2 separate regions of the Mus musculus genome follow, and region 1 is linked to region 2. The links are chromatin loops, found by intact Hi-C in ENCODE. Cell type or tissue: left cerebral cortex. All regions are shown on one strand. Each heading gives the region's core, and the rest is flanking DNA. Links, peaks and the distances in the headings are about the cores only.

The links. Hi-C counts contacts between places; a loop is a spot of excess contacts. Peaks named below come from ENCODE experiments on the same cell type or tissue, not always from the same donor. Only the 100,000 strongest peaks of a DNase experiment are listed, where the experiment ranks them.
Region 1: a loop joins it to region 2, with 2.1 times the contacts of the local background. A loop is called at or near these places in 1 of 42 quality-filtered maps.

What each region holds. Positions count from the first base shown.
Region 1 is chr7:49,356,915-49,371,978 of GRCm38, reverse strand. Nav2 (neuron navigator 2) reads right to left here. Exons shown (of 39, transcript NM_175272.3): 2 at 9,764-9,881. Among named protein-coding and RNA genes, the nearest start is that of Gm51448, 14 kb to the right of the region's middle. In left cerebral cortex, for the core only: a CTCF peak has its summit at 7,520 (motif pointing left); DNase peaks (open chromatin) are centred at 6,158 and 7,082; H3K27ac peaks cover 1,752 bases.
Region 2 is chr7:49,257,539-49,272,602 of GRCm38, reverse strand. The region is part of intron 1 of Nav2 (neuron navigator 2); the gene reads right to left. Among named protein-coding and RNA genes, the nearest start is that of Nav2, 19 kb to the right of the region's middle. In left cerebral cortex, for the core only: no CTCF peak of the experiment used is centred there; DNase peaks (open chromatin) are centred at 4,489, 4,857, 5,947, 10,202 and 1 more place; H3K4me3 peaks cover 310 bases; H3K27ac peaks cover 6,532 bases.

The DNA of each region.
Region 1 (15,064 bases), core at 2,716-10,715, 99 kb before region 2:
GACTGGCCCACTTCTGACTCAGCAGGTGGGGACAGAAGCCAATGAAAGCTGCTCAAAGCAGCTGTAGCCAGAAGTACTAGTATTGCCCTTGGGCGCTCTGACTTCATGCAGTGGAGGCAAATATGGAGATGGAGAGTCAAACCCCCAAAACACCTTAACCAAGACCAGATAGCAAATCCAAATAGATCAGGGTGCACACATGCTTGAAGTGGTACCTTGCTATGGGAAAAGTAAAAGAAAGGGGGGGGGGTGCATTGAATGAACAAGAATCACATACTAATGAGGAGGGAAGATCCAGCTTCCTATGGTGAATACAATTTACCACACAGAAGCAGGAATTGCTAGGAAAATACAACCAGGGATATTTGTGGAGAGGGGACCAGTGGAAGCAGCAGCAGAAAGCTACGAACACTGCCTGTCTGCATCAGCTCTAGAGTTCCTCAGCTGTTATTCAGCCTCTCCAGGCCACAGATTCCTCCTCTATAAAGGAAGCTGACATCACCTTCAAGAAGAGCAATGAAACTGAGATGCCAAGGATACTGGTAAAATGTCACAGTGCCTGGTACACAGTAGGTGCTTTGCGTATCATTTGTTATGATATGACTCCCTGAGGGGTAGGCTCAGACACTCAGGTAGAGCTCCATATTAAAGAATAAGCCCCTATTCTCATTCCCTAAGCCCCCTATGTTACTGGAGGGAAATGTACACTGGGGTCTCTGCCCTCCAGCACTTTGTGCTGGCCTGACCTGATCCTTCTGATGTCACATGCAACATCCCCAACCCAGGCTTTGAGAGCCTGGCAGACATGCTGAGACTACATCTCACATTGTCCCAGAGCTCAAAACTGTCTGCAAAATCTAATTCCTCCCCTATTCCCTCAGATTTTTCATCAGACTATTATCACTATACTGGCTGTAACTTGCCCAGAGACGAAGACACTAAAAGACCATCTAAGAAGGATAATGGCACCAGAGAGTACCCAGGCCTTTGAGGACTTCAGAATGCTAGTCCTCCATCAGCTCAGATTACACTCGTGTTTTCTCTTGGGTTCTATCTTGAGAGAGACTCTCCGAGATGGAAAGTAAGCTAGAGGCTCCGAGCCAGCGTGGTTAACAGAGATTTGCTTGATATGTGCATGCCAACATGATTAGATGTGCAGGGTGGTGACCCACCAGGGAAATCTCCATCTTCAGAGATGAAGTTGAGGATTTTCAACCCTGCTTAATGTCAGGACACAGAGAAAGGGTTTTTTTGAAAGCCTTAAGACCAAATGAGTACCAAGAATAGGAGATTAACGCTGCCCAGTTGGCTAGGGATGTAAGTTAGGTAGAGGACTTGCCTAGCATGTACAAGGCCCTGGGTTCAATCACTAGTGGGAGAAGGGAGAGAGGGAAGGACAGTTCAATGAGCAGAATGACATTTGTTCTTTAGTTCACAAGAAAATATAAGTATCCAGAACAGATTGCTGTCATATAAACCCCATAAAAACAGAGATTCCACCTGCCTCATTTCCTACCATGACCCCAGAGCTAGGGCCATGCCTCGCATAGTAATCATTCAATAAATACTTGTCAAATGGAATGAAGAAATGAGTATTCAGAACATCTCAAGGAAACCAGGCTTTGCTGTCGATCTTGAGGCAGCTGTCCTTTTGCTAGTAAATACAGATGGACACACTGATGACAGGCAAATAACTGAATACCCTCAACAGATGGCAGTCCTTCACCCATGGGAAGTTATGGCGAGCTCACAGGCTGACCATGGACTCTCATATTTTAGAGTCATTGTGTGGTCCTAGCGGGTCAGCAGCAAACGTATCTCCACTGCATGGTTGCAGCAGCCTGAGTTGTGACTCACTGTCTGGATAGATGCACCTGATCCGTGTCCACGGCACTGGGCACTGGGTTCTGATCAGGGCCCATGTTGCTGGCTCCTCATCACAGAGCAGGATGCGGAGCTGGAATGCTTGGGGAGTGTGAAGGATCCTGTTAGGTGGAAATGAAAGCGTCTGGTCTAATGACTCCTCTAATTCTCGCTGGCAGTCTGTCACATAAATGCACTCATGGCATCTGTGATTTCCAACATCACAGCTCCTATGACCTAATACTGCCACTCAGAACAGTGAAAGTAAACCCACAGGGTGTAGCCTACTTAGCAGCACTCAGAAAGTCCACACAGAGATGCAAGTCAGACGGCTTAATCCAAACTCAAATTCTTAAAAGAGCAAGGTTAAGTCTTGGGCCACCTAGTTTCTATTTTTATATAATTTAAGTACTTCTTTAATTAAATTCCCAAATCTTTCTATGGTTGTCATAAATACTTAGCAGTGGTTCTGTTGGGCCTTTAGAGCCAAACACATTAACTTAGAGTAGGGGGTCTCTGGTTAGAACCACAAGCCAGATAATCAAAGAAGCATGCATTTGTCTGCCGAGTGCTTGGCCACGATTAGACTAGCACCTCTAAGATGCTATGGTAATGTATCTATCCCAGGGTGTTCAAGATATTCTTAACCTCACTTATGTAGTAACTTATTTGCACACAAGGTGGCAAGTTAGTTATTGGAAGGTACCTTTAGTAATGACAGTGGCATCAAACTCTGTGCCTTTCTATATCCCTTCAAAGCACAAAGTACATTTTAAAAGCTTGTGAACTTACGTCCTTAACCTCCCTGGCTACTGACAGTCCAGGCAATATGGAAGGAGTCACATAGCTTACACAGAGCCACAGAGCAGTGAGTCATTGACAGAAGGGGTATTGTCCTTTACACTGTCTCGACAGGATAGAGGGAGCAGAGGAAACCCAGAGTGAGCAGTCTAGAGGAGACAGCCATGTCAAGGACTCCAATGCTGGGGGAGGGGGGGCGGGGGAGGGGAAGGAGTACAGGGGAGGGAGGAGAAGAGGGGAGGAGAGAGGAGAGGAGGGGAAGGAAGTTACTCCTCCTGTGGGGGAGTAGCAAGGCCCTACCCAAGTGAGGGTCAAGAGGGATAGGAAAGCTTTCCTTGCGTGTCCTAGTATGAGTGTCTATGAATGACTGGTTAGTGTGACTCTCTGGGATATTTACAGCCTGAGACGGCTCACAGACAGAGACTATCTATCCAAGCTAGCTAACTCCTGTTGCACTGTATCCAATAAACAGGCTGACGTTTGGGGTTAGCAGTGGGAGTAGGTGTCCCCCATCAGAGTGTAAACCCCAACCAGGCTGCTTCCCTCTGCACAGCTGTCCTTCGTCTGTCCTTCCTTCATCCCTTCACACTCTTAGTCAGGGTTCCAGGACAGAAGCCACTTGGGACAAGGTACTGGGACATGGGGCATCCGAGACAGGGGTGAGAAATGAGAGCCTTTGAGCTCTTCCTGTTTCTAGGGGAGGATTCCCACATCACTTCCTCTCTAACTCTTCATCCGTGTCTTTCCCTACTCTTTTGTTTTCTCTCCTCCTCTTCTCTCACCTCTGCTCTTTCTGGTGTCACCTCAGAGGAAACAGAGCACACACCTTTTCCTTTCGACTCCCACAGATCTCCTGGCCATTTCCAGTGCTTGGCCTTGGCATGTGATAGACAGACAGCATGGGACTCAAGATGCTCATACCAGCAAGGGTCTAAACACAGAAAGCAAGCCCTTTGACATCAAAGCATCAACAGCAACACTTTCTGCCTACCGTCTAGAAGGCAACCTGCCTGGGGAAGCCCGGGTCATAAACAGCCCAGTGTTCAGACCTGGGTGTGGAGGGGGGTGCCTGGGGCAGACTGAGTAACATGGGGAGAAAGTCATTCCTGGTCTGGAAACAAGCTGGTTCTTAAGCTGATGCTCAGCATGTCCTATGCTGTACCCAGGGTTCCTGCCCTATGCTGCCCTATTGACCCTGCATCTCTACCCTCAGCTTTTCCTCATGGGCTCCTCTGTAGACCAAGCTGGCCTGGAACTCACAAATCTGCCTGCCTCTGCTTCCTGGATGCTGGAATTAAAGGCCTGCACCCCCCTCACACACGCGTGCGTGCACGCGCACACGCACACACGCGCGCGCGCGCACACACACACACACACACACACACACACCCCCGCCGCTCCTGACTCCTGTCTGCTTCTTGCCATCCCTCCTCCCATCTAAGTTGCTGTCCATTTTTCTCTCTCCCTCCTCCTGCCCTCATAGTTTCTACATAGGAACACGACACAGACACACACACACAGACACACACACACACTTAATGACTCTTACTTTATGTTATTATTTTTGACAGAGTCTTGCTACATTGTTTAGGTCATCTTGAGCTTCTGGGCTAGCCTACCAAGTAGCTGGAACTCCACAAGAGTCCTCACACACCTGGCTTGAATCACGTCAGAGTAAGCAATGCAGATCACATCCTGCGCCCCTCGTACTTCGATATGGATTTTCTAAAGGACATGGATATCATCTTCCATGGTATAATTATAAAACACAGAAAATTTAGTGTTGATACAATGCCAGTACTCCAATTTTGTCGACTAACTCAAAAATGTCTGAGAGAGCATTTTCTCCCCACTCAGAGGCTGCAGGCAGAGACCACACAGCCCATTTCTTGCCGTGCCTCCTCAGCCTCTTCCATCCTGGCATCGTTTCTCCCTTTGTCTTTCAAGGCGCTGATGCTTTTGGGAAACACAGGCCAGTTTTGTTTCAATTATTTTTTTTTAACAGAATGCTTCACAGTTTCGGTTTGTCTGTGATTTCTTGTGATTAGTTTCATGCGCTCCATCCCAAACTGAAGTAAGGTCATGTTCTTCCCAGCCAACCATCTCAGAAGGCCAGGGCTCCCATCCCCCCCTTACTGGGACTGGGATGTTGATCATGTGGTCATGATATGGGCTGGTAACCTCCCTACCCCCACAGCCACTAGGGTTCATCTTGCATGCATCCTGTTTGCATGCTCCGTACAAGATAAAACCTAGGTGCTATGGATCAGAGAGATTCTAGCCCTGCCCTCCCCAAGCCTTATCTAGATCCGGTTCTCAGTGTGGACCCCACCAAGAAGATGCAGCCATGGTTAGCAGCAACAGCAGCAGCTTTCTTCTGTTTAGCCCAGCTCCCTCTTCATCACTGTGTTTATTTGTAAATTTTCTACTTATTACCAGTATAGTCCATATTTTATTCCATTGTTATAATCTGCTGGTACCATCATTTCATTCTAACACCCTTAGATTTCACTGTTCTATGCAGCTCTGGCAGCCAGAACTGGTCCTTAGGAAACACTAAGGAAAGACTCTGCTGAATGAAAGAAGGACCACATGCGAATCATGTATCCCTGAGACCACTGAATCCACAGGCAGAAATTTAATTCCCAGTGTGGTTATATAGAGAAGTAGGGCCGATGTGGGATGACTTGGCCACAAGGACAAAGCCTTCATGAATGGGTAAGAGAGATCCTTGCTCATGGTTGTCACGCCTTCTCCCACACCACTCTTGCAGGGTCCTCTCAGCTTTTCCTGAACCTCACTACTATGTGCTGGACCCAGACAAAATTCTGACCTCCCAGGTCTAGAGAAGACATAGCCTAAGACCATAGTAGGCGGAATGATGGGGGTCCCTCTGATGGTGACGGGGTAGCCAGGAGAAGTATCAGAAAGAGCTGGACTCCAGAGGAACACACCAGCTCAAGGGTAGCCACTGGAGTCTAACACATCGAGAGGGTGACCGGTAGTATCCAAATTCTAGAAAACTCCCACATGGGTATACATATGCACACGTTGATGTCCACACAAATACACTCTATATTTTCTCATAGTGAGCACATAAAGAAGGGAATTCAGAGCTCAAGGGGAGGCGTCCTAGACAGTCCACACCAAGATCAGAAAGTCTTGCTCCTCGCCCATCAGGAGACATACCCCTGGATAGTGGCGTAGTTGACATTCGAAATGCTAGCCTGTGAAGGCACACTTTTCATGATGGCCTCTTAGAGGCAGAAGCAGAGGTATTTCTCTGAGTTTCCTGCCAGCCTCGTCTACATAGTGAGTTCCAAACCAGCTAGTACTCCATAGGAAGACCCTGTCTCAATACACAAAATGAAACAAAGAAAGTTCCCCATCAGACTCATGTGTCTGAACCCTTGGTTGCCAGCTGGTAATGTGTTGAGCCTTGTTGGAGGACGTGGGTGGCTGGGGTGGGGGAGACTTGAGCTTTACAGTCCAAGACTGCGTTTTCTTCTCCCTCTGTCTCCAAGTATGGACACAGTGTGAGTAGCCAGCCTCCTGCTCTTTCCACCACACCTTCCTCGACATGATGGACTTTGTGTGTCCTTCTGCAACTGTAAGCCAAAATAACCTCTTTCCCCTTTCAGTAGACTCCGTCAAGTGTTTTATCATAGCAACACCGGGGAAAGTGTGCTTCCTTCCCAGTTTCCATCTTCTGGATCTCTATGCATGCACAGAGCTCAGAAGTGTGCCCACGCATGGCGCTGTCAGGGAAACACCAGTGTGCTAGCACCTGACCTTCTCTGAGAAGCCCCCAGCCAGAGCTACCGTCTTCTGGAGCCTGAGGTACCCCCAAAATCTGTAGTTATACCATGAACAACCTTCATCTGAGAATCTGAAATCCAAACTGCCCCCAAATCTGGAACTTTCTAAGCATCAACCTGATGTGGCACATAGAAAGTTCCACACGACTAGCCTTTTGTTTCACATCCAAAATTATCTAAAAACATTGAATAAAGCTATCTTCAAGCTATGTATACAAAGTGCCTATGAAACTTAAGATTGCTTGTTTAGACTTAAAACATTCCCAACATATCACATGCATATGGAAGTCTATCAAAGCCCCCAAATCTGAAACCCAAAACACATGTAAACCCCAGCATTTGGGAAACTCTGCTGTTACTGACCTGAGCCTGCAGAAACACAGAGCAGCAGTTTAGTTCCAAGCGAGCCATTCATCTGAATAGACTCAGGGAAGCATCCGATGCTCCCGAGCAGTGATAAAGCTGATCGCCCATGTTCACAGCCATGCTCAGCAAACTGACAGCACACATCCTACCATGAGCCTCTTCTGAGTCTGTGGTGGGCATGATGAATCAGCCCTGACACTCGACATCATCTTCCTTTGCCTACTGCTCTAGACAGCTGCTACCGAGTGCTATCCCGGAGCACATCAAACTCACATATTTCTTATTTGATCTCCAACTTTCCTTTCACGAAGCACCCATAAAGAAAAACACGGTTAGCTGACCCACTTTCAAGTCAGAAAAACAGCTGGGGAGATGGCTCAGTCAGGAAAGTACGTGCCGTGCCAATATAAGGACCTGAGCTCAGATCTGCTGAACCCACATAAAAAGCAGGCACAGCAGTGCACGCCTGTGACACCAGAACGGGAGAGCAGACAGGTGGAAGCTCATTGGCCAGGGATCAATGAGATGGCCCTGTCTCAAAAAATAGAGATGGGTGAGGCAACAGAGATGGTTCTGTGGTTGAGAATACTTGCTGCTCTTGCAGAAAAGGTTCCTGAGTTTGGTTCCCAGCCCCATTTCAGCTGGCTTACAATTCCAGTGCCCTCTTCTGGCCTCAGGGAGCACCGCATTCACATGTATAAATATGCATACACACACACATAAGTAAAACTAATAACATAAAATCTTCAAATAGAGTAAACAAAGGTGGAGGGTAATTAAGGAAGGTACCCCATATCAACCTCTGGCCTCCACACATGTATATGTACATATACACATACACTCACCCCATGCACTGTTGTACACACCCAATGCTAACAAGCATACACACACAGGGGAGAGGGGAGTGGGAAATAGAGGTAACAGAAGCAGAGTGAGGAAGGAGCCTGTGAGGCATGGAGCAAGGCAGAGAAAGACTCCTCAGTATTATCCTTTTCCATTTTCTCTCTTACTGATAGATGAAACTGGGGGGGGGGGGGGCGGGCTCCCAGCAGAATCACACCCCTAGATATGCTTCAAGGAGGCTCAGGGCCAGCCACAAGCCTGCTGACAGGACCTCAAAGCTCAGATCAGGCACAGGTCAGAACTTCAACAAAGATGAAGGCAAGGTGGAAGCATAGCCTCCAAGGCTGTGAGCCTAGCCCAGCCCTCTCTCCATCCCCAGCGAGCCACAGAGGTGCGCCAAGGTAAGAAGTCTCACATAGGCTCCTGGGCCTCATGGAGCCTCCCTTTCCCCATTGGCAAAATGGGAAATCTACTACCCACTTCCTAGGGGCAGAGGAATCTAAATGAGCAAAGCTTCTCAAAGACTGTGGCGTGTGCAGTGATGAAGAGCAGAAGGAAGGGGGGGGGGCGGGATTGAAGGAGAAGTAGCACAACTCCGTTTAGGTGTCCTCCCATGAGGTACGTGGTGGTACCTACGCCTAGTACAGTCCTCTCCCCAAGGGTGGGCAGAACCTGCAACTCCGACATTACGTAAGAGAGTTCGTCTCACTGGGACGACTGCTCCTGAGCTGGTGCTGAAGGGTCAGGATTCCTATACGGCAAGAAGCTCTAAGAGCAGCTGCTCAGAGGTGAGGGTCATCTCCAGCTGGTTGCCAGCAAGACTCAGCACGCAGAGTCCCCCAGTGACGAGGACATGAGTTCCACCAGTAACCGAAGCAAGCATGAACGCCAACCCTTTCCCAGCGAGACCCTACATGAGGATGCGGGCCTCGAACATGATCAGGGCCTGACCTAGGTGATGTGTGGAAGCTGTGAGATAATAAAAGCATGTTTTAAATGGCTGCCTTTGTGGCAGGAGCAAAGCAGTCATGGAAGAAGGGGAAAGAAGAAATCAGTCTCAGAAATCAATGGCAAGGTAGAGGGGAACCTTCTTTCTCTGTCAGCCGCAATCCCCACTTTCAGCCTAGGCCCCACTGCTTGCGTTTCTGTGGGTCTCCCTGCAGAACACTAGCACGGCTTAACCTCTGAAATCCACTCACTTCTCCTGGCTGAAAGGAAAGCGGCTTTTGCACAATAAGTGGAGGAGCTGGGGCCCGGTCCTTGTCCTGGACCTTCTTCTCTGGCATTAGCGGGCTGCTACAGTTGACAATGGCAACCATCAACTGGATAATGTACACCAACAGATCTCCACAGCTCTGACTCTCAGACAGGGCTGCATACCAGAGACAGTGAAATGGCCAGGATCCACCCACTGGTCCACCCACCCCTCCCAGCTCAGGTCTAAGGCGCAAATATCCCAATGGCTCAAGCTCTTTTGCCCTGGTATTAAAACCAGAAACCACCAGAGACCATCTCTGGAGCCTTTGATTTCCTCAGCCCCTGTCAGAGTTGGCAGGATTAAACAGCCCTGTGTTCTCTTTTCCTTTTTGAAGCATGCCCAAAGTCTTCTAAAAAGAACTATGCGAGTTAAGGAAAGAGAGTCAGGCAGGAGGCAGGACACAGGTAGAGAGTCCATCTCAAAGCCCCAGTTTCCCGCTCTGGCCCTGGGATGGCTAAGGCAGCTCTGCCATGACTTTTCTTCTTTTGAGAGCATGGGCTGGCCTTAAACTTACTATGTAGCCGAGAATGGCCTTGACTGGCTGATCCTGCCTCCAGATTGTGAATCATCATACTGGGTTTATACAGTACTGGGGACGGAACCTGGGGCTTGCATTCTAGTTGAGCATTCTACACCCACAGCCCTGCTGAGTTTTAATGGAAACAGTTCTAAACTGCTGGGCTCCTCACAATCAGAATCAAAAGGAAGTCAAGAGGATGGGCGACATGTCTGGTAGAGACGTCAGGGTTCGCATTCCCTGGGCTGCCTCTGCTGTACCTCACTAGCTAGCTCCCAGAGGGAAAGATGGGCTTACCTACAACCTGGATGATCTGGGCCAGGAGCACGCCATCGGTCACATCTTGCTGGAGGTCCTTGATGAGGCGTTTGTGGCCGGATTTAGCGAGGTAATGATTGGCCCAATCCGTGTAGATCTACAAAGAAAGCACACAGGCAACTTCAGGAATCTGGGCAGAGCCCACTTCAGGGTCAGAGGCAACTGCTGGGACCTATGCTTGGGTACCCCAGTCACTTTCCTGCAGGCACTGGCAAGGGAGCTGCCAGAACCATTAATATTCAGTGCATTGTGCTGGCTAGGCATTCAGCTAGCTTGCAACGGTCCAGTCTACTGAGAAAACTGTGAAAGAAAAGCTAAAAAGAGCGTCAAAACATGCACAGACCTGAATAGGCCAGGGGACAAGGAACTAATAGTTTGTCCAGACGGCTTTGAGACGCTGCAGCTCTGAACACAAGTGAGGCCTCTCCTAGCCCGTCACAGCTTTTTCACTTTATGGAGAAAACGTATGGGGAGTTTGCCACCCAATAGGCATCTTTGGATGGGCCATTTAAGGCAAAGAGGGCTATTGAGTGGGCAGAGTTCTCAAGAGCCTGGCTCCCTTGTAAAGCAGCCAAGAGGGAAGCACAGAGTCCTGCTATCACACACGTGGAAGTAGAGCTAACTATGGCCTCGCCATCATTGAAATTTTAACTAGGTTAATTAAAAGCCAGCCACCATTTTTACTGTCAAGATTCTACAAATAGGGAGCCGGTGAAATGGCTCAGTGGTTAAGAACAATGGCTGCTCTTCCAGAGGTTCTGAGTTCAATTCTCAGCTACCACCTAGTGGCTCACAATCATCTCTAATGGGGTCTGACGCCCTCTTCTGTCATGCAGGCATACATGCAAATACAGCACTCATATACATTAAATCAATCAATCAATCTAAAAAGAGAGAGAGAGAGAGAGAATCTACAAATAAAACCTAGCCAATTCTAATACATGTTGTGGGACCTCTTTCCCTAGAGAGACAAATGTTTTAAACTTTATAAAGGACCAGCTACAAACGGATGATTGTACCAAGGTCTAACTTGGGGAACTGATGAATTTATTTCTTAGGGAGAACTGGTAACCTCCAAGCTGCCACAACTCTGAAATGGCTCGTCCCAGCACGATGACCACTTGCCGCAAAGATGGCCTTTCTCCTTCAATGATCTTTCCAGAGACTATAGACTTTAGCACCTCCCTTGGTCCAGGGACACACAGGAAAATCATGGCAGAATTATATACAACTGGCCCATACAAGGTATAGGAGTGGGAAAGGCTGAAATCTTAGGGGAGGCTCCAAAGAGCCTCTCCACCCACGCTTTCTAAGGGCAACTGTCTGGCAAGCACTGAAGAGGAGGGTAGCTGCTGTGCCCAGGGAGCGCTCTACATCTTTAAATATATCAGTGTGCATAGCAGCCCAGCAGGCAGGAGCTGGGTGATCCGTGGGAGAGCAGATTCCTTGGGGAACTCAGCACATCTGCTCTTCTAAATCACAGACTCATTAGAGCAAAAGATTATTTCCTTCTAAGTGGGAAAGCAGAGAAAACTCACCCAAAACCCAGAAAAGACCCCCTCCCAAAACATTTCCCAGTTGATTTAGAGAGGGAGGACTATATCTATTTCTGAGCTTGTATGGGAATGTGAGGTGGGGGATGGTCGCACTCAAAAGAAAGGACGACACCCCTTCAATGGGTCAGAAGCAATTGGTTTTACATCCAAACCAAGCCTTTTCCAGTCACCGTTGGGCCTGCCCCAGAATTCACAAAGATCACAGAGCATAATTTCAACTGGCCTTGGCCTCTTTCCTCCATCCTTTGCCTGAAGGAATCTTTCTTTGTGGGGTACAACTTTTGTGGATAGGCAGTATCTCCGGCTGCTAAACCCTGGGGGCAGTGAGGCCTTCGTCCCCAGAAGTGATAAGACTGCACACTCTGGTTCAGAGGTGAGAGAAGCCACTTCTTCCTCTACTGATCACTAAGCCCTCCAACTTCCATTGTGAAGACCCATACACATGCTAGAGGCCCATGGGAACTTTCCCTTTAACAGCCTGGGTACCAGATCTTACATCCATGTTCCACTCCTCCCCAGACTGGCAATCTACCCAAGACCAGAGAGCTGAGAGAGAGAGAGAGTGTGTTAGTTAGGTCTTTCATAGCTAAGGCTGGACTTGAACTGTCGTCTATGTAGCCAAGGATGACCTTGAACTTCTGGTCCTCCTGCCTCCACTAGCTCAGTGGTGAGATGGCAAGTGTGCAGCACTATTCGGGGTGTTACATGGTTCTGGGATCTCATACATGCCGGGCAAGCCCTTAACCAGCTCAGCTCTATTCCCAGCTCATCTTCAATTCGTATAATTCAGTCCAATAAATTCAGAGAAGGCTAAGGGATCGAAATACCATAGCGGCAGTTAAGATGGGCAAACTAAAATTTAAGCAGAGAATATTTCTGAGAATATTTCTCTCCCTCCCCTCCCCTCCCCTCCCTCCCCTCTCCTCCCCTCCCTTCCCTTCCCTTCCCTTCCTTTCTTTCTTCTTGGTTTTTCGAGACAGGGTTTCTCTGTATAGCCCTGGCTGTTCTGGAACTCACTTTGTAGACCAGGCTGGCCTCGAACTCAGAAATCTGCCTGCCTCTGCCTCCCGAGTGCTGGGATTAAAGGTGTGCATCACCACGCCCGGCAGAATATTTCTTATCTGTGAGATGAAACCTGCATGTATGTTTCTTAGCTATGATGATACTGAATCAGCCAACGCATTTGAAGGCAAGTTTTTTTTTTTTTTTAAATCTTTGAGACAGGGTTTCCCTAAATAGCCCTGGGTGTCATGGAACTCACTATGCAGGCCAAGATTGCCTTGAGCTCACAGAGACCCACCTGCTTCTGTCTCTCAAGTGCTGGGAGTGCAGGAGTGTACCAAGATGCCCAGCTGAAGGCAGGTTCCTAACCCAGAACTGGAGTGTAACCAACATCAGCCAGGGCAATGCAAGGTCTGCTACACTTGAAGCCTCCCCTAACCATGCTAAATATATGGACTCATCTGATCCTCGTCATTGCAGTGGTCACTTGTCAGCAGAGAAAACAGAAGCGTAGAAGGATAAATACTGCATTCAATGCCACAGTAAGCTGCAGAGCCAATAAGGGGAGCCCAAACTGAGTTTTCTAGATTCCCCAACACATTCTTCAACACTGTTTCTCTGAATAAAGTCTATATGTTAGGTTATCCATCCCCCCCCATGACATCCTATAGGCTCATTTCTCTAGTTAGTTAGGCTGAAATAATTCAAATTTAAAGAAAGATCAAGACCCAAGGCTAGCTCCACCTTGTTATCTGAATACCATTGGGTAAATCACCCACGCAGTAAGTTGCCCAACCTTTCTGGGCTTCCTTCTGTTTATTTACCAGAACTGAAACCTTGAGCTGGACCCCAGATAAGTCCTTCTTCTACGTTGATTTCTCTCAAGTATTTTGTCATAGTGGTGGAAAGCTGACCTGCACACTTCCCAGTCAAGGGCAGCGCCCATAGGAATCTCTCAAAACCCAGAGGCATCTCACCAGCCATGTGGGAGGGACCACAGGAACATACAGAAATATAAAGCCATGTGCCCAAGGACTCAGCTGAGTGAGAAGCAGAACTCGGGTCAGGACTCTAATAAGTGACCCACTTTGTCCCTCCCTAGGTAGCTATCATACTTTAAAGTAGGCAGGCTGTTTACACATTCCACCTGGAAGCCAGGATTAAGCCACCTTCTTTCCAAGTGTGCATATACACCTCTGCACACATATATGCATACATACATGCATATACTCTTCCCAGAATGACCTCAACCCTCAAAGAGTGGGAGGCAGTGTATGTTTATATATGTAGCTGATATATGTAGCTGTCTTCAGACATATCAGAAGAGGACATCAGATACCATTACATATGGTTGTGAGCCACCATGCAGTTGCTGGGAATTGAACTCAGGACCTCTGGAAGAGCAGTCAGTGCTCTTTAAGCGCTGAGCCATCTCTCCAGCCCCAAGGCCACATCTCTTAATCCTTCCCAAACCTAGTTTTCCTAACTAGGGGCCAAGCATTCAAGCATGAGCCATTCTCTTTCAGGCCGCCACACTCAGCCTCACCATCCATAAGAGGGGGACAATATCAAACACATTATTAGGTGGTGCTGGCAAGCTGTGGCCTGGACTAATGCCAGCTGGGCACCTGTTTCTGTTAGGAAAGTTCGTGGGACACAGCCACATCCTTTTGTGGTCTCTGGCCACTTTTCATGCCACTAAAGCAACGCTGAACAGTTGTGACAGAAATCTTTGGCCCATAAGACCTCAAATATTTGAATCTGATTCTTTTGAAAAGTTTGCCAGTCTGTGCTCCAAAGAGCAAGTGCAACGACACGCCTGCACCACGCAAGCACTCAGCAGCCATCACTGCCATCCACCCCAGGAGTACTCATCAGTTCTCCGGTCTCTTCACTGCTGCGGCTTGCCCCGCGCGGGGGCTCCCTGGCTCAACTCCAGGGACTGCCCTCCATAGAATTACTCTTCGTTTCCAGATCCAACCCTCGAGTTCCCACTACCAGATGTGGGCAACCACCAGATCTGGCCCAGCTTCTGGCACATGGGCAGGAGGCCATTATGTGCCTGCTGGGTCAAGCTGAGTGGAGAGTGGAATGAGAAAGAGTGCGATTGATGACCCATGAAAACTAAGGATATGGGTCCTTGATGAGTCTTCATACCAGAGGAAAGGTGGGGGCGGGGCGGGGGCGGGGGCGGGGGCAGGGGCGAGAGTAATGGTTCAGAGATTAAGAGCATTGGCTGCTCTTCCAGAGGATGGGGTAGTGTTGGGGGGCATTCAATTCCCAGCATCCACATACTGACTTAGAACCATCTGCTACTTAACTCCAGTTCCAGGGAATCCAACCCTCTCTTCTGGCCTCTGTAGACACTGTATGTAAATGGTACATGGACAGGCAAAAAAACCACGCAGCCACATTTTTTTTAAAAGTGGTTTGTTTGTTTTTTAAAAGAGAGAGTGGGTCTGGAGAGATGGCTCAGCGGTTAAGAGCACTGATTGCTCTTCCAGAAGCCCTGAGTTCAATTCCCAGCAACCACATGGTGGCTCACAACCATCTATATTGGGATCTGACACCCTCTTCTGAAGTGTCTGAAGACAGCTGCAGTGTACTCCCATACATAAAATAAACAATTGTTTAGAGAGAGAGAGAAAGAGAAGGGGGTAAGGGGAGGGGAAGGGAGGCTGGAAATAATGGTTATTCTTGCCACCTTGACTATATCTAGAAT
Region 2 (15,064 bases), core at 2,325-10,324:
CGGTTCTGCATTTTGGAGCTGCTTGCTGCTGCATCTCTTCTCTCTATTTAGAGACGGGGCCTCACTATAGCTCAGGCTGTCCTGGAACTTGTTGTGTAGCCCAGGATAGCCTCCATTTCCCTTGTCCCATCTCAGTCTTCTGAGTGCAAGGAAGTCCCTCCAGGTACCACTCAAACTGCAGCTGCTGCTGCTTCTTCTTCTTCTTCTTCTTCTTCTTCTTCTTCTTCTTCTTCTTCTTCTTCTTCTTCTTCTTCTTCTTCTTCTTCTTCTTCTTCTTCTTCTTCTTCTTTTTTTTTTTTTGGTTTTTTTCGAGACAGGGTTTCTCTGTGTAGCCCTGGCTGTCCTGTTACTCACTTTGTAAACCAGGCTGGCCTCAAACTTAGAAATCCGCCTGCCTCTGCCACCACCGCCCAGCCAAACTGCAGCTTCTAGTCTAGGTGTGGATTGCTCAGGCAGGATCAGCTAGCTTCTAGAATGCTCTCCTGTCTGGGACAGCGGTATCAAAAGTATCTGTTCCTGCTACCTAGAGATGGGCAGGGCTAAGATGGCCAGGATAAGGAAGAGGGGGCCATCTGTATTAGTAGCATCCCTGGAATGCACCAGGCAGAGTCAGGAGCCATGAGATTGCCTGGCAATCATGTGATTGCCAGGTCACACAGGGCTGTGGGGCTCCTAGAAGTCCTTGTGGACAGCCTCAGTCACATCCTGGTTGTCCCAAAACTGGGAAATAACCATGGTGAAACGACTTCTGTCCCTAAAGTGGCCCTTTACTGTGCAGTAGCCAGATCCTATGTCAATTCTTGCAATAAGGTTATATGCTATCAACATCCTATAGTATAGATAAGGCAACTGGGGCTGAAAGGAGGTTGCCAAGGTTACTGATGGAGGAAGACCCACCTTCTGCATTTGAGCAGCGCAGGGGGCTCATCATGGCTTCCAAAGCAGCAATGGTGGTGGTGGTGGGAGGCGTGAGTCTCCTTAGTGTTCTTTCCTAGCTATGTGAACTTGAGCACCTAACTCTTTTTTTTCAATGTTCTCTCACCATTTGGGTGTAAATAAATGAAGAGGGCTCTTAGCCATCACCCTTATCCCAAAAGCTACATCCTAGGAGGGGCCCCAGGGGGCAGAACCGAAGCTAGCAAGGTCCTGGGGGTGGCCCTGGTCTCTAGTGGACAGCCAACAAGACTGGGGTAAACCTAGCAGAGATTCCAATCATCTGAGGGGTAGAAGCATTTTCCTGTCATCTCTGCTGCCGTTAAAAGCTCTTCAGAGAGTGGCCACAGGCTGGTGTGTCCCTGGGACTTCCAGTATAGGGGCCGAGCTCTCTCCTCACAGGTCCCCTTGAGGCTGCCCTAGCAAACCTGTCCCTCTGCCAACTTCACCCTCCGAGTCTGGGATTAGGATCCAGATTTGGGGAAATCTATGTTAGCTGTGGTTGCCACTGTCGAAGCGCTCCCCACCCCCCTACCCCCAAGTTCCCAGTTAGGAAAAGCTGTCATCCGCTTCTGGTCTCCATATTACCCGGGAAGCAGAGCAGATGGAGTTATCTTTCATCTCCCACATCTGTTGCCCACATTTAAGATCCACATCTAAAAACCCTGAAAATCCAGCCGGGACAAAGCTGATGCGCTCTGGGTAGATCCTCAGACGAATGCAGAGGCCTCTGCCTGGGCCAGGCAGTGCCACAGTGAACAGAAAACCTACTTCACATAGAGAGCCGAGAGAGACCGAGACTCGGAGCATCTCCCCAGAGCAGCTGAGGGGCCCAGGAGGAACTGATCTCTGAGAGTCTGTGGCAGTGGTTCCTCCCAGGAAGCGGTCTCTTCCAAAAGAGAAGCTTTCATACACAGAGTTTTGTGTTCAAAGCACCCAAATTTTTATTTAAGCCTTTTAAAAAAAGATTTATTTATTAACAAATAAATAAATATTTTTTAATCTTAAATAAAAAAAAATCTTTACTATATGTGAGTACACTGTAGCTGTCTTCAGACACTCCAGAAGAAAGCATCAGATCTCATTACAGATGGTTGTGAACCACCACGTGGTTGCTGGGATTTGAACTCAGGACCTTCGGAAGAGCAGTCGGTGCTCTTAACCACTGAGCCATCTCATCAGCCTTCTATATTAGACATTCCTACCCACTCAAAACCATGAGTACACCAAACACAATGGCTCACATAATCATCCAAATTGTTCTTTGGTTGCTGGGGCAGTGCCCCGCAGTGGGTACCTCTTACTTGAATGTCAGATTGCTGCCGGCTCCACCATCAGCCATGGCTTGAGCTGTCAGAGTGCCGACTTATCTTCGCCCTTCTGATCAGCTACTTTGGATCCGTTTTGGCTTCAGAAATCGGATGAGAATTAGCTAATAATAGGTCTCATTCACAGTGCTGATCGATATGCCAATCAGGCTTCTCACTAAGAGCTTCCCATGCATGGTTGTACTGAACCCTCTACAGTGTCATAGGGTTATTTTTTAGACAAGGAAATGACTCACCGCACAAGGGTCCTCTAAGGAACAAGATGGTTCTCAAACCTCGTTTTTTTTCACTCCAGAGCCTGTAACTCCCATCACTAGCTCTCACCACTCTCCACTATGGTTCACAGCTTGGGTAGCATCCTCTCTGTCAGGAAGAGGCTAACACCTGACTTTCTCACCACATTGAATAAGTCATGAATATATCCTGATAGTAAAGTACAGGCTGGAGACAAGCAGCATCGAGACTAACGTTTGAAAGAGGCCAGTGGGCAGGAAGACACTAGAATCTCTTTTCTACCTGGACTCCATACAATGAAGATAACGTGCTCAGAAAAAGCCCGTGATCCACAAATGTGAGAGAGGTGGGTGCTACATAAGTGACCTATGCGTGGTCAGGGGGCCATGTGGGCCAGCTTTTGAACATATACGTCTCCCTCAGTTCAATACTCATGTGTCCTTGGTCCGACTCACTGCCCCAGACACAAGAGCCAGGGGGACTTCATTGATGCCCCAGGACTCACCTCTGCACCTACAGCAATGTGACCTTTTCTTTCTGTGTAATGTACTCTAGCACTGGACCTAGTACCCAGAGGTGTTTAATATTTAATACCCATCCTCCCTGTCTCTCTGTCTCTGTCTATGTCTCTCTCTCTCCATCCTTCCCTCGCCTTGGTCTCCCCCTCTCTGTCTCTCTTCCTTCTTGCTCCCTCCCTCATCCTCCCTTTCTTCCGTGTTCTCTTTGGTCCTTAAAGCCAGATTTTCACATACCTTCCTTGAAGCTTGCTTTCTTTCCCTTCCCTGAATCTGGAATGCACCCCGTATTTTTAACTCTGACCCAGAGACGCGGAATCTGTCCCTTTCAGACACTTTCTCTATGTCTACTTACTCTAGGTATCAGCCAGTGCTCCAAAAAGCTCCAGGACATGCCCTGTGCTACTGCCCTGGCTCCAAGGTCAAGTGGTCCAAAAGGCCAAGAGGGTGGCCTTTCCTGCCTGCTTCTGTAGCTTCTTCATAGGATGGTGAGCTTGGCCACCAAAATGGGCTAAGCATACTGATGTTTGGCAAGAATCTTTATATAGATAGTGACTCCCTCAAAAGCATTTACCAGGTGCCTTATCCACCCTGGGGTAGGGATTCTCTTCCCTAAAGAAGAGTCTAACAAATGAAATATGTTTCCCATGACACCTGAGGTAGCTGTGGTCAGCATCTGTAATGGAACAGCTAGGTGGAATGGTGATAGCCTATGTTAGGGTTTAGACCAGAGTCCGAATCCGCTCTGCCTTTTATGAGGTGGTAGACACTCGACAAGCTCAGCCCTCGTGCAGCACAGCCTGAGCACTCCTGCCTAGGGGCTTGGGATGGGTTTTAAAGGCCCACAAGTGTTTCCTAATTACTTGTGTTTTGACTCCAGATGGCTGGGAAAGGCAGGCTGACAAAATGACTGTGAGTGTAGACTCCTGGCCCGAAATCGAGCTTTGTACAAATTAGCTCCGGGGGGCTCAAGTCCATCACACCCAGGAAGTCTCAGTTATTCCTGTCATAAAGTGGATCTAATCTTGGCTGTCATTTCCCCATCCGCTTATTCCAAGATTATCAAGTCAGTCCACACCAGGCATCCCACAAAGACAGTACTAAGCTTATAGAGATTTAATTCTAAGTCAGTTAATGGTTCTGCTTAGCACATGCCCAGTACAGTTGCCGCTACCTCAGGAGTCTCAGGATTGATGCATGATACTCCCTGAGATGAGCCAACTCTCCAGATCTGGGGTCACCAGATCACAGGTTGCAGTCTGTGGCACACGCAGGTGAGGAGTGTACTCAAGGCTCAGCCTTCGGCATGATCAGAGCCAAGGCCCAGGGGCTGCCACAGAGGTTCCCTTATCCATAGCCTGTGCTCAGACCGAGTCCCACAGCCTAACAGGAGGCGGCCTAGAAACATCACAACTCTTTGCTTTGCTTGGCAGGAAGCTATTTTAGGCCTAGCACGGGAGGATGCTGCATGCATTAACATGATCACGGCTTCTCTGATTACAGCAAGTGGCTTTTATTTTTAAAACTGTTTCATGGTGAGAAGACGTGCCCAGTGCGTGCCCAGAGCTGGTGGGTATGGAGGAGGGCCCAGTCGGGGTAGCATTCTACGTGTGGACACCAGCTTGGGACTGCCACTGCTCTCTGTGAACCCTCTGCTCTCCGTGCCTCCATGGACCTTCAACTTTATAAGGAGGCTCTCTTATGTCAGAAGGTGGGAGCTGGTGGCCTCCCTGGTGCTGGGGGTCAGGCTGGCCCTGGCTGCTCTGTGTTGAGCAGATGGCAGCATGTGGCACCCAGGTGGGTATTCTGTCTCCTTCCTCTCACCAATGCCAGCCTCCAACCACCGTTGGTTCCTCTATCTCTGCAGGTTATTTTTACCACAGGGCAGAAAAAAAAAAGTGATGCTATTTCTTCATGTTCTCCCCTGAAACCATTGCACCAGCTCCCTGAGAAAAACCTCTTGACAGATGGCTCTAGTCTTTGGTGCTCAGAGAAGCAACAATGATCCTGAGCTGCAGGCAAGCTACCTAAATGCAGGGTGAGTGGCGTCAACCCCTTTCTTCAGAAAGGCTTGGAGGTTGGGAGTTCAAGTCTCGACTCCAGCGAGCTATGTCACATTAAGGAAGTGACTCGGTCTCACCGAGTTCCACTTCTTCCCACCTAAGATGAAGTCAAGGGTGGGCACTTTTTGTGAGATCACTGCAAGATTGGTTACTCTAGAGCAGTGGTTCTCAACCTATGGGTCGTGACCCCTTGTGGGGTTACATATCAGATATCCCACACATCAGATATTTACATTACAATTCACAACAGTAGTGAAATTACAGTTATGAAATAGCGATGAAAATAATTGCATGGTTTGGGGGAGGGGGGCAGTCACCATAACAGGAGAAGCTGTGTTAAAGAGTCACAGGATTAGGAAAGTTGAGAACCACTGCTATAGAGCCTGGCACAATGTAGGCATAGCTCTTTACTGCCTGATGCAGTTGTCTGGGGAACGGAGTTCTACAAAGCACACTGGAAGATGACAACCAGAGAACTGCTCCTACAGCCCACCTGACCCCACCTCCTGCCACCCATGTCTCCCCTAAGAACTTTGAGTAGGAGCCCAGGAAAAGCTCAGAGCCAGGCTGCAATCAGCCATGCTGTGCTCGAAGGCCCCAGAGTAGCCCCAAACTCACAGAGAAGCCAAACACCAACTGTGGTGTACATTTAGTGAGCACCTACTATGTGCCAGGTCCTAGGTACAGCATGCTTCAAACCTCGAATTTCCTCCTCCAAACATCACAGGGAAGGTGCTGTTATCCCACTTTAGAAGTAAGAAGATTGCAGATCAGGAAATAAAGGACTATCTGAGGTTCCTGTGACTCTGAGGCCGGGACCCAACTCTGGCTTGGCAAGACGTAGAATTGTGCTCAATAACAACAGACTGCTGAGGCAGGGTGCCAGGACTGAGGGCTGCTCTCCCTCCCCCAACATAGCCTTCTGTGGTACATCTGGCCAGGACAGTGAATTCTAGACATGACTGGCGTAAGTGGGGGGGGGGGGGTGAATCTCTCCCGCTCTTGCCCGTGCCCTTCGGGTTGCCCACACTGTACCTTCATTAGCCAAACATGTGAGCCCTCAAGGGAAGGGCACCTTCATCTGTGGTTGGCAAAGATGCCAGGAAGCTGCACATTTGGCTGAGCATAAATAAGAGAAGGGATCAGGGCATAGGAGTGTTTGGGGACAGGAGACCCTAATGAAAGGGACCAGTAGGTAAGGTCCTTTTTATGTCCCCCACACTTCAGCCATCTCCGGAGACTGGAACCAAGTGATCGCCGTCGTGCTGAGGGACATGCCTGAAGTTGGTTTGCTCTCTTTTTCCTTTCAAACAGCTCACTCCTACTTTACCTGTGGAGGCTCGTCTTTGCTGGGTCCACATAGTCGCTGTTCCCATCACTGAGCTAGGAGCCTGAGCCACAACCATACTCATTTGGAGTCATCACAGCTCTTCAGGTGCCTCCAGTCTCTTCTTACCAAGTCCAGTCCCCACCCACCTTTCTCCCAGAACTCTTCATTGAGGCCCCAGGGACAGCACTCACTTGCAGCCCCACATGGCCCATCAAGTGCCCTGCTTCTAACCATTCCAACCCCATCTGTGACTCAAGTCCACTTGCCTCAAGGTCCATCCCTACTCTGGACCATTCTCACCCCATGTGCTTCTGCTTCTCTGTCTGTAAAATGTGGAGCTTATAAGAACATTTTCCTTGTAAGACTGTTGCAAACACTAGACAGCGGCCAGACGTGGACTCAGTGATGATCAGCCGCCATCCCATCTTCCCTGCCCCAGCGCCACCTTACCCCATCTCCATGGCCACTATCATGTCTCCACAGCTCCATGCCACCCCACCACCCTCCTGTTTCCAGAAGCACCAGCATCTCCAAGCCACCAGCAGCACCCAGGCCAGACCTTAGTCTCCACCCTTGCCAACCGGGCTCCTCTCCTCTGCTCAGGATCCCACCCCAGGTCTCTGTTTTGTGGGTCTGAGACCAGGCAGGCTGTCTGGCTTGCAAGGTCATCATTATTCTTCACCCTGCCTCACCTCCTCACTGCGGGATGACCAGCATCAGACTCTTCTCATCTCTGGGACCCCGCTTTCCTTTCTGGTGTGTGAGGTCTCAAACCTGGGACATACAGCTGATATGCCTGATGACGGATCAAAGTGGACTCTAGCCACCAGGTTCTCCCAGCACCCCTTGGTCCCTATGTGTTACAGGGTCCTCCTGGCTGGCATACCCTACGCCCTACCCTGATCTCTATCCCACGGACTAGGTTACCTCTTCCCTCAGCTCCTTTGGCCTCTGTATAACTCAGCCATTTAGGCTGCACTACTCACTTGGCCAGTCTCTTGGCCTAGTCCACCCACCTTGGTCGGTGGCTCCTCTCTTGTTCTCCCTCTCCTCTCTTTTCACCTGGCCCAGATCATAGCCGTGTTCACTCTTAACCCTTCCATATGTCTCTGGTTTTGATTTCCTTCATATCTACAATAAACCTCCTCCTCAACCATTGCTAGTAGTCATGAGTTCGTTTTTATTTTTTTATTTTTTCATTCAGTCCGTCCTTTAAGAAAAGAAGTGAAAGGAGCAGATCTTCCCCATCTTACCAATAGGCACTAGGTATCTTTTGGTCCAATGCAGAAAGTGGAGTACTTCCTGTGCTCGGCTACAACCTCAAAGGCAGGCCCATGTCTGCTTCTAGTTGGTGTCCCTTAAAGCATGCAGACCTTGGCACATGGCAGACAGCATGGCAGGGGCTCTGGGCTAATAAACGTACACTCCAAACCAGTGCTACAGTTTAAAGCTACAAGAGCCAGCTCAAAACCACCCAACCTTTGCCTCACGCCACTCTTCTGAAAGGTGAGAACCATGGCAAGCCCTCAGCCCAGGGCAAGCAAGCTTCCCTGCACACTTTCAACCATCGAGGCTGCTGTTGGGAATCAGCATAGCCCCCAGCGGAGGGCAAGCATCCACCTGCATCAGAAGGCTGCAGGGGCTTGAGGCTGGCTTTCTCTAGATAGTTCTTCCCTAACCTCTCCCCATAAACCTTGCTCATCGCAAAGCTGCCTTTGTGTTCAAGACAAAAACAAAAACAAAACAAACAAAAACAAAAACCAGCAAATCTCTGCAGACTTCTGTAAACACAAGGTTGAAGAGGGTGATTAAAACCTCCAACTTTTAACCAGCAAGGGCAGAATGGCTGGTACTTGGGAAATCAGATTGTCAGCGTATGTACCCTTTACCCTGACCCAAGGAAGCAACAGGTAGGCATGCCAAGATATCCATAACGCTCAAGTCTCTGGGCCCAAATATGACTGGGTCCAGGTAGCCTTTAGAGAGGTGTCCAGGTAAAAGATAGAAGCAGTGTCTCCCACAAGCTAGGAGAGCCAAGGACCCCTGAGACGTCAAGGAGTCTCCCTTTCAGCTATGCCTGCGTGGGCTGGTCAGTCCGCCGTCTGGACTTTATTTTCTACCTGATCATTAACTCACAAAGGTGTCATAGAACCCAAGACCTTCTTTATCAGTGTCTGCTTCCTGAGCATCTGACACATGCCGGACTCCATGCTAAGCCCTTCAGACGTGTGGTCTCTTCTCAGTTCCCAATCACGCCTACAAGGCTGGATTTCACCAAGGCGGAAACTGAGGCAGCAAGATACTCAAGTCTTTATTTGAGGTTACACAGTAAAATCGGCTTTCAAGCAGGCCTGGCGAATCTCAAGCATAAGTCCTTAATGAAAGGCATGATCAAATTATAAAATATGATTTATAAAACCCCTACTTTTATTATACTGACCAGAGAGAGGTGAATGCTATGAGTGGCCACCATGGTAGAGGTTAACTAGAGGCAGAGAGTCAGCCCACGGCTAGTGTGAAGGGCATGGGGCAGGGATGGGGTTCAAGCATTCAAGGCCTTAGACTTTCCTCTCTCCCATCAGCCCACCCCTAACACACTCTACCTAGACTCATACAGCTGGTAACTTGTGCCCACACCTGTCACTGTTCTTGGAGCTTCATGCTGGACCCTGTAGATAAGGAAAGTTGTTCCCACTTTATACAAGAAGAAAACCAAGACTAAGAGACAGTCTTGATTAGGGACATGTGACTAGTCTGCTCAGGGACAGGGCTTAGGGTTATAAGTCGGATGCCCTGATTCTAAAACCTTTAGTCAGGGTAGAGGGGAGCCCCTGAAAACACCCTTCACATCCCCTCCCTTGCAGGCTTATGCCTTTGTCAAAGTGTGGCAGCTTGCACATGCGCTTACTCATGTGTTAAGGCCTTAGGGACAGGGACCATGAAACTCGCCAGGATGTGGCCACAGCGAAGCACTCAGAAATCATCATGGCTAGAACCACAGCCGATGCCCCTTCTCACAGTGGACCTGGGATGATGTCGCTATGGGGAGGTGACAAGGTTGCTGCCTGTCACCTCCCCACAGTAACTGTCCACTAAGCCAGCCTCTGGCCACTTCATTCCTGGGAAACAGGTCAGAGAGTGGCCCCAAGAGACTTCTTCCTATTTCCATCCTTCCCTGTGGCAGCATCTGTCACGACACCCTCGGCATAGCTGACGGAGTTCACAGGTAAGAATGAGGGTGTCCCGGGCAATCTGAATATCTGACAAACAAACAGGCTTCAGTGTAAGTGAGCCCCACGGACCACCTGATAAACCAGGATCTCTATCCAGGCTTGCCATGTATCCATACCTGCTGCCTATGTAAGCATACGTTTAAAAATTATTTCATTTTATTTCAAATTTGCCCAGGTGCTTTGTACATCACCTGACCACCATACCTGTGAGTGTTCCAAGTTCTGTTTTTGTGTTTTTGAGGAAGGGGTAGATGCTATTTTCTCCATAGGGCTGGAAAGGCTATCCCCCCCAAGGACCGAGGGGGCACAGGAAGAGGCTAGCCACAGGTCCTGGTGGCTATTGTGCAGGACATAGCCCAGGAAGGGGGTCAGAATGCAGCAGAGAGGGGGAGTGTGTCACTACAGCCGGTGGTGTACTGGGTTGACAATGCCTCCCTGGCACAGGGAAGAACTCAAGATGCCCCAGCTGCTCGCCATTAAGCAGAGCTGGCATTTTAGAGCACGTCAGAGGCGCTGGCTTCCTGCCCTGGAAGTCAGCGTCTGGCCTCTGAGCCAGCATTGCCTGCCGGACTCAGGCCCTCTCACCTCTGTGGGCCAGGGCTTCCAACGGGCCCATTGTCATCCTGCCTGGGTACCTCAATGGAGCCATTCAGGAGCCTTGAAACAAGCCCCTCTGGAGGGCACTTCCTCCTCCTGCTCTAGCATGCCCTTGGCCAGAGCCCTCTCCTGTGTGGGTGTGGGGTCTGGCTGTGGTGACAGCAGCTGGCAGCCAGTGCAACGTTACTGAAGGGTGGATTGTTGACAGGGGGCACAGATATACCCCACGAGTCCTGGGATTCCAGGCACACTGCCCACACTGTGCCCCCACCCGACTCAGGGCAGCTGTGAATGGGGACGCAAGGTTCCTATTACAGTCACCGTGGACTGTGAGTCACAGGAGATGGGTAGAGAAGAGTGAGAGATGAGCCTTAGTCAGATCTTAGCTGTGCGAGGTAAGCAGGTCATCTCACCTCTTCCAGCTCCGCTTTCTTTAGCTGTAACACAGACAGATGGCACCCACCTGTCAAGTTAGAGTTGGGAATTTAAGCCAGGCAGTGGGGAAGGAAGCAGAGGCAAGTGGATCTCTATAAGTTCGAGGCTAGCCTGGCCTATAGAGCTAGTTCCAGGACAGCCAAGGTTACACAAAGAAACCTTGTTTCATCAAACCAACCAACCAAACAAACAAAACAATAAACTCAGTGTGGAGACTAAAATCCAGCACACAGTAGGTCTGATGAACTGTTCCCTCCTTTCTATGCCTCTTTCCTCTAGCTTTTAGTGAAACACAGAAGACACCAGGAAACCTACTTTCTGTAGGCAGATCTTGGTTTGCCTCCTTAGGGAGATACAGGGTCCCCAGCAGACCTGAGATGTCACCAGAGCCGCCCCCCCCCCTAGGGACCATTGGTACTCACATGGAACCCTATGTCTCATCAGAGGCTTTCTTTCTTCTAACTGACTCTGTGGTCCCAAGGGTCCCCTCCTCAGATGACTCCCAGTGCCTGACTGAGCAGGAAGGAAATCTAGAGCTGACAAGCTGATCCTTCAACAGAGGCCACGTAAACTACTCATTCCTCCGCCACAAATCTCAGGAAATGCTGCAGAGTGGCTGACGTCCCAGTGAGACACCATGCTACCTGGCAACCCTGGATGCAGAGAGGAGTTGGGCTTCCTGTTCACTAGAGCTTTGAACTATCTCAAAGCCTATATAGAGAGCATTGTCTGCCCAACGTCTTCTGGGTATCCAATCTCAACCCCTCCCTGTTCCCCCACCCAAAGCCTGCATGGCTCCTCCTTCCCTGTCTTTGAATGAAGTCTTCCACTCTGGCCTTGTGTCAGCACAGGGACTTCAGATCACCTGCGTGTTTACTGGTTATAGTTGTCCAGACTCCGATTTGGGGGATGGGGATACAGCATAACTAGCTAGTATGAGGCCCTGGGTTCATCTATAATTCCAAGAAGGAAAGCCCACAAATTGTGTGACGTCATCCTAGATTTGAAAATTCAGTCTCTGTGGCTGAGGCCGAGGCTTATCTGCATACTTAACCAGTTCCTTATGCAATTTTGAAGACCACTGGTTTAAAGGAAGAGCTGCATTTGCCCCTAGCTCTCTCTTGCCCCCACAGGACCTTTCTTCATGCTCACTCTTCCCTTCATGTTAATAACAATCGGAGAACTAATTAATTGGTCTCCTTATTACCAAATCGCACTAATGTAATTAAGCCTTGACATTGCATTTCTTGATTGCATCTGTCACGGACCTCTCTCGCCAATTATATCCATATTTCCAGGTCTAGCTGGAGACACATCAGAATTTGGTGCCATACGTGAGTTATCCTGCCTATACGGCAGGAAAGATGTGGAGACAGGTACAGGGGCTGTGGTTCACTGTCTCCAAAGCTGTGAAGACGGGGATCAGGTTTAGCTGCTCACCTAGAGCCACATGAATGCAAGCAGGCAGATCTGAAATTCAGACTGTGGTGGGGATGATTGTGCACACTTGCTCGTCCCCTGACTCCTCTTCAGAGTCCGTCTCAAATTCAATTACACACCCCCCACGAGCTCCAGCATCCCCTGCAAAGCCCGCAGAAGCACAGATGCAGCGGATCGATTTTCTCTGCAAGGGAGATGTCTGAACAACCCCACAAGCTGCTGGGGAAGGACGGTGCCCAGGCCACGAAGCTATGAACGCAGCATTCAGAGAAAGAACAGGGGGTTCTTCATCCAAAGAACAAAGACTTTCAACTTCTCGAACTGTGCAACTGTCTGGAGGTAAAATGTGTGTTGTTGTTTGTTTTTTTTTTAACCTTTGCTTTTGAGAACCATCTGGACAGACACATGCTACGCACACAAACACAAATACATGTGTGCAAAGCATGTGCACACATGCACACATGTGCATGTATGAATATATGCATGTATAAGCATGTTCATTGGTACACACACATGCATGCACTAACATGCATTCACTCATACATAGATGCATTCACCAAACAGCCTTGCTCAAAGAAAGCAGGCATATTGCTATTTGTATAACACCTGCCCACGGGGAGGCTTCCATAAGGTCACAAATCAATAGTCTCTTCCCTATGCTACTCTGGGTGTTTTCTGCCTCCGTTATGGCCACCCTCCACAAAACAGTCTGTTAAAGTTGGGCTGCGTACTGGGGAACCTGCCAGCTCCACCTCTGTTGAAGGCTGAGGGAAGAAGCCATAGCCATCAGAGCTAACGGAAGAGATGTGTCTAGCCTCCATCCAGGTCCTAGAAGATACTGTCTACACTGACCCAGGTCTACCTGGCAGGAAGAGAGAAGCTGAGGTCCTCTATGCCTGCTCCTTTCTTCAGCTACAGTGTGATTCTCAGGCTCTGGCTATGGCGGGCCAATGCACAGGAATAAGCAACATGAAAGGCATGGTGACCGATTCTGGAGAGCTCTCTTCTGAGACTTTTCTCCTTGCCTTGTCCCTTCCTCCCATCTCCAATTCTCCAATCCCATCACAAGGGCGGGGGATTCAGGGTAGGTGAGTCTGAGCTTCCCGAGTGGCTAACAGTGTTAACAGCAGAAGGCACTGTTCTCTAGGACATCTGGCAGAGTAGAAATATGAGCACTGTTTTGCTTATATATGTGGGTCAGGGTGGGTGAGAGAGACAGACACACCAAGAGTGTGTTTAACATGGCATGGGAAACCTGTCCTAGCTCTTGAGAAAAAAACCAAGCAAGGTGAGGAATGGTCTGGGGAAGGGGGACGGATGCTGCCGTTTTATATACCGAAAAGAGCGAGCACTCTGACCAGTGATGCCCGAGCAGAGCAGATAATGGAGGTGAAGGAAGGAATGAGCACTGTTGATATGGGGGAAGGGTCTAAGCATAAAGAACAGCAAGCGTAGAGACCATGAGGCCCAGTTTCTTTGTAAAAGAGAAGAACAAGAAAGTAGGGTCATGTGATTCAGCTTGAAGCCTTCAGAGTCTGCAGGGAAGGGACAGGGGAAAGGACAGGAGACAAACTTTCTTCCTACGGTTACAGCTCCACACGTTTATTTTTGAAGATCTTACTTTATAATTTTAGTTATGCAAATGTGTGTTTGTGCTCACACCTGTGAGTGCCATCCCCAAGAAGGCCAGAAGGCGGCACCACATCCCCCACAGCTTGAGTTATAGGTAGTCAGGAACCTTCTGAGGTGGGTCCTGGGACCTGAACTCTGGTCCCTGAGAGAGCAGTGAGTTCTCTTAACCACTGAGCCATCTTACTAGCCTTTTTTTTTTTTTTTAATTTAAAAAGTCTCCTATGTTTCTCTTTTCAACTGGGGGGAAAATTTACCAGTTGTTTTTTAAGAAACAAAAATAATCTTTTTCTGTTGAGGAAGAGATATTTTAAAACCACTGAATGGATCGTTCCTTCCCTGGCTTTTTATTGATACGTCTGCCCTCTTTCCAGTTCTAAAATAAGCCTCTTGTCTGCACTGTGTCGATCCAAAGGCAACACGCTACAGAGTGGACTGGGCCAGGCAGAGCCAGGCTGGGGTCACTGGGAAGTCGCTAGACTTGGAGAACATACCACTCTAGTTCTGCCAACAGGGCCTTACCCACCCGCTTGCTTCCTCACAACCCAGGTGACTGGAAGTCCTCAGAAACAGCAGTGGAATGTGGTGAGGGTTGGACCTTGCAAATGACAAATTTCTGAGTGAGTTCCAGTTCTCTGGAATGGAAAACCAGCAGCTTCCTGTTACAGAGTGTACCCACGGTTTGTGCCTGATCCATGGGTGTGGGCGAGCCCATATACTTCTAATCTGCATCTGTCTAAAAACAACAAAGCAGACATGTTTCTAGGCAGGTAAACAGTTTTAGGGACTAGAGTCAAGCTTATATTGATTTCTGGTCTGGCTAACCAGAAAGAGAAAAAGGAGTTCGAGCCATCATTAAACAGAGACCTGGAAGAGGAAGCCAAGGGGTCCATCCACCAAGCCCCTGAGGCTGCCGAGACATTTCTAGGTCAGCTCTTTCTGGGGGAAAGGCCCTGTGCTACCTTACAAGGCAAGCCTTAGCTTTGCTTTCCTGGAGGGCCGTAGCGGGCTCTGGCCCCTCTCTATGTTGGATCTTTCTCCCCACGGTTAACCAGACGAAGGCTCCGTCCTCGTGACACTCAGGTTGGCCAGGGACAAAGGCTCTTCAGGTGCTGGCTGGGCTTGCAGCCTGGCTTTCACTCGGGAGGTATGTGACCTTGGGCGCTCTGCTCACAGACTCCATGCCTCTCTTCACCTGTCAACAGGAGAGCATCACAGAAGCACCCGGCTCAGAGGCGTGGCTTCTGTGCAGGGAAATGAGAAAAGCCACAAAGACCTGGAACGGTGACCCAGCCCAAAGGGACTGTTCTGGAAAGAGCAGTGCCTT